2 separate regions of the Homo sapiens genome follow, and region 1 is linked to region 2. The links are chromatin loops, found by intact Hi-C in ENCODE. Cell type or tissue: GM12878. All regions are shown on one strand. Each heading gives the region's core, and the rest is flanking DNA. Links, peaks and the distances in the headings are about the cores only.

Region 1 (5,390 bases), core at 86-5,085, 110 kb before region 2:
ACCAGTGCATGCCTGGAGCCTGGGTCCATGGTGTGTGGCCTGGAGCCTGAGTCTGTGGGAGCAGGTATGGGTTCTGGCTTCATGAGGCCTATCCGGCCTTGGGCCAGCCTATAGCCTGTGCTGGGTCAGGCCTGGGGACTGTGTCTGTAGGGAGTGGCCTATAGCCTGGAGTTGCAGGGACCAGTCTGGTGCTGGGGTTCACAGCAATATCAGGTGATCAGTTTGTACTTCCGCCAAGCACAGGGTATCTCTTTCTATACCATACTTACTGAGCTAGGGGGAGGGATAATGAGGGTAATGTGAAACTGTCCTTTCTGCCTTCTTCAAAGCATCTTTTTCTTATTTATGTGCTCCTGTCAGGTGCTGTAATCTCTCACCTGAATTTCTTAGCTCTTGTGAAGTTATTTCCATGTGTGTATGGAAGCTGTTCAAACTGATATTTCTGTGAGGAGATGAGTGCTGGTCTCTCATCTCATCCTCTTGCTGATGTCACTCTCAGGGTCATTAAAGACATTATTTGTTGTATCATTTTTAATTTCCACTATTCCTTTTTGTTTTTTTCTTTAAATTTTCTTTTTTCTACTTACATTACCCATCTATTTTTGCGTGTTGTCTACTTTTTCTGTTGAAGCCCTAACACATTAATCATATTTGTTATTTTAAATTCCTGTCTTATTCTAACATGGAATGTCATGTCTGAGACTGTCCTGATGATGCTTGCTTTGTCTCTTCAGACTATGTGTCTTCTTTTCTTTTAGTATACCTTGTAAGTTTTTTGCTTGATGTGATATATTAGATAATAAGAACTTTCATAATTAGGCTTATAGAGTAAGGATTTATGTTAATTTTGCTGAGAGTTGGTCCGTGTTTATGTTTGCTGTAGCTAATATGTGCCAGAAGCTTTAAATTCCTCTAGTGTCCTTGATGTTTCTCTCCTGTTGACTTTGGACACCCTTAAATGTTCCTCCTCAAAGACAGTGGACATCTTGAAGCTCTTTCAGCTATGGTCCACTGTTGTTATACCAGAGTGCTGTTGCTGTGCAAAGGAACGCAAGAGGTGAAAAATTCTGTAATCTTACAATTAAACACTACTCTTTCAGTGGGCCTGTGTTTTAGGGCTATGACTTTGGTAAGTGTTTTGCCAGTGGTATAGGTTTCCCTTAGGCCTCTTCTCTACTTCTCCGGCCGTAGCATTCCTAACCTATTTCCTTGAAGCTTTAACTCCTGCTTCTGGCTGAAGGATCTTTGTTGGCTCTTCGCTGTGAGAATCTGGTGGGATTCCTTGAGGTAAAGCCAACAAAATTGTGGGGCCTCCCTAAGTCTGTGACCCCAGGAATTTTACACTCTCATGCTAGTCCATTCAGCCTTTGCAATGTGGCAAAATTACCATTTAAGTGCTCCTACCATTTTATGAGCTCCAGAGACTTCTACCCCAGGTAAGCAAATCTTTCCTGGAATACTGTGAATCTCTGGATTTGGCTGTCTTTCCAGATATCTAGATAGAAATTTACCCTGTAATCTCAGTTCTCTCAAGAAAAGTCGTTGCATTTCTGTTTGTTCAGCTCTTTCTTATTGTAAGAACAGGAGTGATGATTTCCAAGCTCTTTACATGTCTGAGCTTATAGTAGAGTTACTCATGTATAGTTGAATCCTGAAGTGCACAGTATTGGTGAACCTTGAAAAAAAGTAACTGAAGAGTAGAACATGAAAAGAAATGAGGAAATATTTTCTAGCTTAAATAAGTTTATGGAACAATTTTGATCTGTGGCTGTGTCAAAGTTAGTAAACTAGATGACAATTTACTTTTTCTCCAAAAATTTATATGAGCTATACTTTCAATTTGGGTAATCAATGAAATTCCCCATTTTGCTTCCCATGCATATAAGACACTGCTTTGATGACCAGTTGACATGAGAAAGATTTTTCATAGGAAGTGGCATAAAATTTAGTGATTCATAAAGTGTGTCATGGGACTGTATAGATATTATTATTTTGTATGTAAAACTGTCTTCAAAAGACCACAATGATCTCGGTTTCACTGAGAAGTCACATGTTGATGCAAACCTTATGTTCACACAGTGGTTGCCTTTTAGTACATCAAACGTTAGTGAACATCATTAGATCAAATGACTGTAAAAGGTCTTAAGTGGAATGATTTTGATCTGCTCTACACATTTCCCACTGGATTTTTGTCCACATTACATAATCGCTGTACATTTGGCACAGTATGTTGCCTTTGAAAAAGCTTCAAGATTAAGAAAGCATGAAGACAGGATTGCCCATAAAATCAGAAAGGAGCACTAGAAATATATATGCTGCAAAAACTAAAACCTTTCTTCCTCATTCAGTGTAAACTAAAAGCTCATGCTGAGCTAAAGCTTTATGATTAAGAACTCAACGTAGATAAACATTAAAAGCTATTTCACACTATTTGTCTTCTGATTTGGCAAGACATCAGTATTAAAAAATCTATTTAGTAATGATTTCTAAAATTCTTAACCCTGTACAGAAGGTCTTATTTACTCTACCGTGGTCAAACAGCCTGGAAAAATTAAAATAAAAAAAAAATAGTCAATTTGCATAGGACAAGTTAGTCTGAGAGCATTTCTTCTTTAAGAGAGCATAAAAGTGAAAGAAGATCCCCTGGATGTGGGTAGTTTTAGAGGGAATATTGACAACTGAGCAAATATTAAGCATACTTTTCCAAATTGAGATCATTTGCATTTAGCTTTTAATATACAGCCTTCCCTTTTCCTATCTCATAGCAGCTTCTTCAGTGTAATTAGATTTAATTAGAAGCAGTGACATCAACTTCAAAAGCTGTGGATTGTGCTCAGAAGTCACCTTTGGAATCACTATAAAATGTTTGCCCATTTTAGTAAGCAAGACATTTAAACTTGCAGTCTGTTTAACCAGAAAAGAATAAAAGTGAAAGAGATGTTTGTGGTGATTCAAAGGTGACTTTTGAGCACATTCCACAGCCTTTGAAGTTGTCACTGAGCCTAATTAAACTTCTCCTTCGTGTTTATTCTTTTGCAATTAAATGGACTTCAAGTTTAAATGTTCTTTTACAAGGAATTTTAATTATTACAAATGCAAAGTTTTATTTAGGGCCTGTTTCCACCTAGCCGTAATCAATAATATTATTTCCATGAGTAAGAGAGGTTAGGAGGCCCAAGCAACAAAATCAGAGTGAACATTTTGGAAAACAATATTTGTTGGGAATAGCCCAGGGGAATATCAAAAGATGTGCTGGAGCAAGCTTTCACCAGCTCATCAGAGCTAATTGTTAAATTTTCACTAATTTTGCAAGCCAGTTGTTCAAGGCCATCATCATCATCATCATCATCATCATCATCATCATCATCAGTCATCATTTGAGGCACATCTTGCTGTGTCACCCAGGCTGGAGTGCAGTGGCACAATTATGGCTCACTGCAACCTTGACCTCCTGGGCTCAATTGATCCTCTTACCTCAGCCTCCCAAGTAGTTGGGACTGCAGGCATGCATCACCATGCCTGGATAATTTTTGTATTTTTTCTAGAGACAGGATCTCCCTATGTTTCCCAGGCTGGTCTCTAATTTCTGGGCTTAAGTGATCTGCCCTCAAGGCCATTATTAAAAATATTTGTAATGCAAGCTTACAATTAAATAAATTATATTGAAATAAAAAAGATGTATTTAAATACATTATTTCCTAATTCATTTACTGCTTTTTACTGTTACCTTTGCCTTCATGATTATTCACATTGACTATATCATAGTGGAAATACTGAACAATGATGTATTATTGTGTATCTCTTCATAATTCCCTATCCATCGATGCCACATCAGTAGTTTGAATCAGCCATGGTGGTAGCGTTTACACCATGAAAATTACTAAATGTTAATAATTGGGGATTGAATTATTGTTTTGTTGATTGTACAAACTTAAGAAAGTGATGGAGAAAATGTTAACCCGGCAGGTTAAATTTCAGTGCCTCGCTTGTGTTCATTACATTATGAATAGCATAAAAATTGAGGAGCTAGTCTTCCAATATTTGAAAATTATTATTTGATTCAATGAAGTTACTCATACATAACTGACAAATAGGTGCATTCTGCTATATCTTTACTGTATCACTTTCATCTTTCTCATTATATTGTGTGCTACATGCCCTTTATATTGGTACAATTTATAATTAACTTGTGTACATAGATGCACACACACTTTTTTTTCCCCCAGAGAAGTAGTTGTTATACCAGCAAGCCACTAGAAGTATATAAGAAACCATGAGGGTAGGGCTATATTTGAGATTCTATAGTAGTATTGGTAACAATTATCTTGATATGTAATAGGGAAAAGAACTTTTCATGATATAGAATTAATTGCCTATTGTGAAATCAACAATTTTATTGAGCTGCCAAATTGCTACCTGCTTTTCTTAAAGTAGCATTAACTTCTTTTTGTTAGTGTAGTGTCTCCATGCTTCTAAAGTTGATGTAGTAACAGGATGTTGGCTTCAGCTTATAGGCTCCCTTTATGAGTGCTGTTTTGGTGAGGAGTGCATCGGAATAACTTACTGAACCCTTTTTTTTTCTCAGAATTCTGCCAACCTTCTGAGTCAACATTTAAGACCCTTGTCTTTGACAGATATCATTTATAGGTTTGAAGATACACATACTAATTTTGGTAAAATTTAATTTTCAATTATAGCAAATAATGTTCATTGGTTTTGTTTTTAGTACATTTTGTATTTCTTTCTATTATAAAAGAGATTTTTTCCTAGGTGCTTTTCTTAAGTCTGTGTTCAGCTTTCTTCCACTCTTACTTGATTTAATATGTGACTACATGGTTCAAAACGGAGAAAAGAAAAAAAAAGCAGCAGATTTAGAGGTCATTAGATTATGACTGCAGAGTTACATAATGGTTTTCTCATGCATGTCCGCTAATTTATTGTTTCCATGTCTGAGATGGACAGAGGTTAATGGGCAGATGGAGAGAAGCTTCATCTTAGGGCATAAAAAATTTCTTTCTTTACATCTCTCTTCCCCTTATTTTTTAACTTAGGTCAAAAAATATTAATAGAGAGTGATCACTGCATAGAGGACATTCTTCCTAGAAAGATTTCTGTCTTCATTGTGGGAAATATTTGATGCTCTGCTTAGAGTGTCCTAAATTATAAAATAGATAGTTGTTTTTGAATATATCCCATCCTTGGAGGGGAAGACCAGTTCTCACGTTATATTGTTCACAAGTGATAGGCATGGAAAAAGTGCTCTGAGTAGTTATCTCTTTTTAGGATTTCATTGTAATATTGGGGAATCTGTGGTTATTTAGTAGGCTGTTTGTGGACTACACAGAGACTAGTGTTCCAAATCCTTCTCTGCTTCTATCTAGACATGCTGC
Region 2 (5,390 bases), core at 198-5,197:
CAAGTTGATAAATTATGAGACAACTCCTTCTTTCAATATTTATATTAAAATCTTATAGCTGTCACCATGGAACAAAAAGACCCTTTAAGTAACATTTTTTCAAGAAGTCAGTGCCTAAGTTTGATGTTCACTTTCTTGCAAAGATAATAACTTTTGCTAATTTACAAACCATTTTCAGTAGACTATCTCCTGTCTAAAAAACTTCAATGTATTAAATATTTTCATTCAATTTCTGTGTCAAATTATTGCATGGAAATAAAAATATTTTAAAAACCAAAATTATCATGATCTGCTTATTTTCTCCATATATCTAATTTATAAATTATATGTTTATAAATTTGCATTTTGTAGTTCTCATGATAAACCTATAAGATAAATATTATTATTTCTATTTTAATGTTGGAAAACTGATACTTAGATATTTAAGTGACTTGAACATCTTACAGGTTGTAAATAACAAAATTGAGATTGATTTTATTATTTTATTTTTTTCAAAAGTGAATGACCTCAACCCCTCTTGCTTAACAATTTGTGGTATAGTGTAAAACATATGGACTATGGACAGAAAAGTTTGAAGTTGGATCAGTAAGAATTGAACATTGAGTAAAAGTTTTAAAATACCTTTAATTGTTCAAAGACCAAAGATGGATTTTTGAAAAACAACATCAACTTAATACAATGTACATTTACTGTTACATGTAGAAGGACATGTGGATTATCACTGATAAACTAATATTCTGCTAATTTCTTTTTTGTTCAATTTTTTTTACAACTGTCTGTCCCTGATAGCTTTTGTTAAAACTATGTGGCAATCCTAGTTGATCTGAACTGAAATAGAAAAGGTTCATGAGAAAATAAAAAGCTAGACCAACTAAAACACAGACTGAAATGAAAACAAGATCTTTTAGGAGAACGGTCAAAAAACAATGAATTGGTCCAAAATGTAGATAAAGGAAAGTTCATTTAAAAAAACTGATCAATAATGCAAAAGTTAGATGAAAACAATTAAAATGTATTACTCTCATGGTAGTAAATATGAATTAAATATAAAAATTTGGGGACCATTATAGTGAAAGTTTGTTTCTTATTTAAACACTTTAAATTAATCCAGTATTATTATTAATTTTAGCAATATAGGATTTGTTTTCTGCTCCAACCCAATCTGGAAGTATCTTTTTCTGCAAAAATAGAGGTGTTACAAACACTCCTTATCAATACAATTTAGACAGAACCCAGAGATGGTTTAGCAAGTTTCAGGGAGTCCATCTACAGCTACAGAGGGAAAACATAATTTCCCACCATAAAAAGTAGCAGCGAGCATAGTGCAGGGTGTTTTAGATAGAAGGAAAAAACCTCCTGGCAATATAATTGATAAAAATTATGCACTTAAAGTAACTTTTGAACAGTTGCAAAAGCAAATACTGAATATCTTTTGTAAAGAGCATATGTGATCTGAAACCAAGAAGACAAATCCCAGCTACTGCTGCCCTGGGAGAAGAGCTGTATGAGGCACACAGAAGAGAATGAACATCACCCACATGCCTTTCATATATTTATAACTTCCCATTTCATGGTCAAAACCAAAAACATCTTGACAGTAGCTACTGGAGTGGGTAACTTGACTTGGTGGGTTTCCCCGAGTCTGAAACTTTATGTCAATAGTTTGATGGCAGAGATACATGGTAGTGTCTCCTTTATAACCAAAGGGACTTGTTAAATAGATGCAATAAAAGCTTACAGAAATACATAAGGCATTATTAAGTCATGCATTTCTTATACGTAAAAACTTCTGATCTTATTGTTTATTTTAGAAACTTCATGCAAATGGGAAGAAATTGGGCTGAATGCATTCACATAGTATAAGATACTATTTAAAGAGAGAGGATAGGCAAACATGAAACTGAAATTTTCATAACAAAGAAAAAGATAAAAGAAAATAGTTACCCTTTGTTTAGTCTCTGTTAGAGAACAAATACTCATAATTAAACTGTAACTGGAATCAAAATGTAGTTTGGGATAAACAACCTAACTGGCCTCCAAGATAAATTACAGTACTCATTTCTCTATTGTTGGTTTGTTTTCTCCAGTTTCACCAGGAAGCAGGACTGTGGGGATTCTGTACTTGTATGTCACCACTAAGCAGCTTCTTTCATGCCAACAAGCTTAGTAACTTGTTTGAGTCTGGCCACTTGCACACCATCTGGAACTACTTCACATTCTTATTACAAAAAAGAGAAAGAGAAAAAAAGAATGCATGATGCTGCTGTGTTGCCTTTCATTTGTAGAGTTTGCTGGGCATCTTCCTGACTCAGGTGTTCATTCCTCCTGGAGTCACCCAACCAACCATAATATAGCTGACATTAGGTTCAACCACAGAATTAGTCCCTAGAAATATGTGAGTTCTGAATCTTGTGACATTCCTCTAGATTTCCAAGAAAAAAAATGTAGTTTTATTTTTAAACATTTAATTTTCAGTCTTTTGTGGGTTTCAATTTGTATTCCTCAATTTGCTGTAATTCTTCTGAAGATATAACCAATTTGTGAGGAAATCTGACCAAGGAAGTTTGTTCTAAAGGAGAAACAGCTTACATGGTATGTGTTTTGGCTTATAGTTTGCCATGGGTTGGGATGGAGTGTAGGTAGGGTGGGGGTGAGATAGGGAGAGGGTGAACAATGTGTCCATAGAGAGCTGAAGCTCTATTTTAATCAGGGATACCCCTTTCACCAAAATGTTTGTCGGTGCTCTACTAGTTATTCGTTTCTTAGGATAAACTAAAATGAAGAAACTAATAAAAAAGGTTCTTAGGTTAAAGCTTCATCTGTTTAAAATTTGTGGAAAACATATCTATTCATGACTTTATAAAATGCAAAAGTTTTAATACACACTTAATATTTTGATCTATAACTAACATTGAATAGTTTAATACAGAAAAAGAAAACTTTTGATTATATAGTGCTTATAGTGTAAAGAAACCTCCAAGTACTCTCTTTGAAAATTATTAACCTTAACTCTCCTGCCAGATTTTATGATTGTTTCATTTTCATACCGTTGCAAAGAAAAGAAGAGACCTTCTTTCTTGTTGACCTCCCTAGAGTAGGGGGTCAGTAATTAAGGCACACGTGCCAAACAGGACCCAAGGACTTATTTTCATTGGCATTCATGCTAGTAGACTCCTCTTGAGAGAATAATCACCAGCTGCATTTTGCAACATGTGAGAATGTGTGGGTGGAATAACCACTTCCCCACTTATCTTTTGCTAGTCTCAATATCACTATGCCCCACCTGGCTCACGAGAAGAACAGGTGCTACAAGCTAGGCTCACCACTTGTTTAAAGGATGTTAACCCCCAGCTGGGCCCACAGCCCGGTACTTGGTCCATTATCAGAATATGGGAGGTGTTGTAAAGTGAGAAAAATAAAACCAGTATTTATTGAGCAGTTTATACCTGTGAGACAGTCTTTATAATCTTCAGAGAAGTTAAAGAACTTTTCCAGGATGACAGAGTCACAACAAGTTTGGGTGATTTGAACCTATAGCTTCTAATTCCAAAGTCTATTATAATTTCACTATATATATTTCCATGTCTTCCTAGAAGAAAACAGCTATTATTTTTCAGAAGAAATATCTTAAACTGTTATCCTCAGAAAGCAGTGTTCCAAAGGCTGATAATTTGTCATAAAAGAAGTGTGTTGTGATAAACTGTTTGGAGATCTGTGAGTTAAAATTCAATCTCTCCCCACATAGACTTCTTGGAGCCTTTAGTATGTAAAAATGCATTGAGAATCTTTGAGAGAGATCAGGATGGCTAACTTATTTTCATGTGATGCATCTGTTAATACCTCCTTGAATCTGTATGCTACTGAATGGCATGGGAACTGCTTTGAAATGTCTAGGAAGTCCATTCCACTTATCATGGGTGAAAAATGACTTTGTGCATTTGGATAATAATTATAAATGATATTAAAATAATCATTTGTGATATGAAAAAATAGAATAGAGAAAGATTATTTATCTATGCACTACAAAACTTATTAGTTGAGTTTGAGGTGACCTATTTATTTGATATTTGAATGTGACATCTTTATTTTCTCAACAAAATTTTAATTGGCAATGTGTTCTCATGGCAACAAAACTTATCACAATTCCAAACAAAGAATGAATGTGTAAGGACTAAAGAAAGCTTTTTGTGAATACTGTTCTACTTGCAGGAAACTGTTAATTTATTATTAAAAGACAATTTTTAGTGCCTACAATAAGCCATCCATGGTAGTAGATGTAGAGAAGAACTTAACATGGCCTTTGAGGGCCTCATTGCCTAAATGGAGAAACAAGTTTACTACAACAAATAAAACAAGCTCCTTTTGAGAGAAAGTATCAGCCTATGTTCCCAAACTAGCCCATATCAGCTGCCTATATTACATAGCCAATTCAATGGTAACATTATTCTTGTGGCCTGCTGAGGATTCAGTAGAAGTCAAAATTTGTCATGAGTTTTCTGTGTTTGAGGCAAAAAATATTCCTCGCTCCCAGTGTTCTTGGTCATTAATGATCTTTGTAAAAATTTTGATCAGCCAGCTATTGGTTTGTAGGCTTTTTGTACCCCACCCTGAAAGGTATAGGTGCTCCTTCATCTATCCCTGGGACCTGGGTGTGGATGAGGAGCCCAGCCTGTTGTACCTGATAGCTGGCTGCAGACTGTCCTCAGAGATCTTTGCTTAGGAACACTGGATCCCACTTCTGTTTTCTTATATTCTACTCTTCCCTCTGCTCCCTCATGAATTTGATTTTGTGGATACCCAGTGCCTTATTTGGTAATAATACCAAATACCCCTAATTTTTCTACTGTATTCTTTCTTACATGTCATTGCATGCTTTGTTTATGGCAGGGTAACCTGTACCAACACCCAGCTTATAGACACAAACCTATACACAGAGAACTAGGGAGGACTGAAAAAACCCTTAAGAAGAAAACCTTAACTCTGTCTGGAAGGTCAAGAAAATATCAATGAGACCGTTTAAGCAGTCTTGGGAAATGAATGAGAATTGTGATAGGTAACACTGAGGGTGGTAGTTGGAAAGAAGACATTCTAGACTGAATGAACACCTTATGTAAAAACACACAGTGAGAGTGGTGAACAGCAAAACTGTTATATGACTAGAACATAGAATGTTAAGGTAGGATGTGGTTGAACATGCCAAAAAGTGTGCATAAACACATGGACATTAAATATCAAAAAGATTTTATATAGAAGTAACAAATCATATATAAATCTTAGTAATTTTACTCTGGCATTGACTTAGAGGGTACAAATTGAAGGTAGGTATGCCCTTATTTGAGAAATTATGTGAGTCTGAACTTAACAGTTGAACCAAGATTGTACTACAAACA

Evidence for each region. A loop is a pair of places that touch in the nucleus more often than their neighbours do. Peaks named below come from ENCODE experiments on the same cell type or tissue, not always from the same donor. Only the 100,000 strongest peaks of a DNase experiment are listed, where the experiment ranks them.
Region 1: a loop joins it to region 2, with 9 times the contacts of the local background. A loop is called at or near these places in 1 of 110 quality-filtered maps.

Annotation. Positions count from the first base shown.
Region 1 is chr5:89,230,321-89,235,710 of GRCh38, forward strand. All of the region lies in intron 7 of MEF2C-AS1 (MEF2C antisense RNA 1), which reads left to right. Among named protein-coding and RNA genes, the nearest start is that of LINC02161, 350 kb to the right of the region's middle. In GM12878, for the core only: no CTCF peak of the experiment used is centred there; a DNase peak (open chromatin) is centred at 2,061; H3K4me3 peaks cover 958 bases; H3K27ac peaks cover 3,643 bases.
Region 2 is chr5:89,340,636-89,346,025 of GRCh38, forward strand. The region is part of intron 7 of MEF2C-AS1 (MEF2C antisense RNA 1); the gene reads left to right. Among named protein-coding and RNA genes, the nearest start is that of LINC02161, 240 kb to the right of the region's middle. RefSeq lists an enhancer at 2,206-2,255. In GM12878, for the core only: no CTCF peak of the experiment used is centred there; DNase peaks (open chromatin) are centred at 1,586, 2,136 and 3,216; H3K4me3 peaks cover 408 bases; H3K27ac peaks cover 4,207 bases.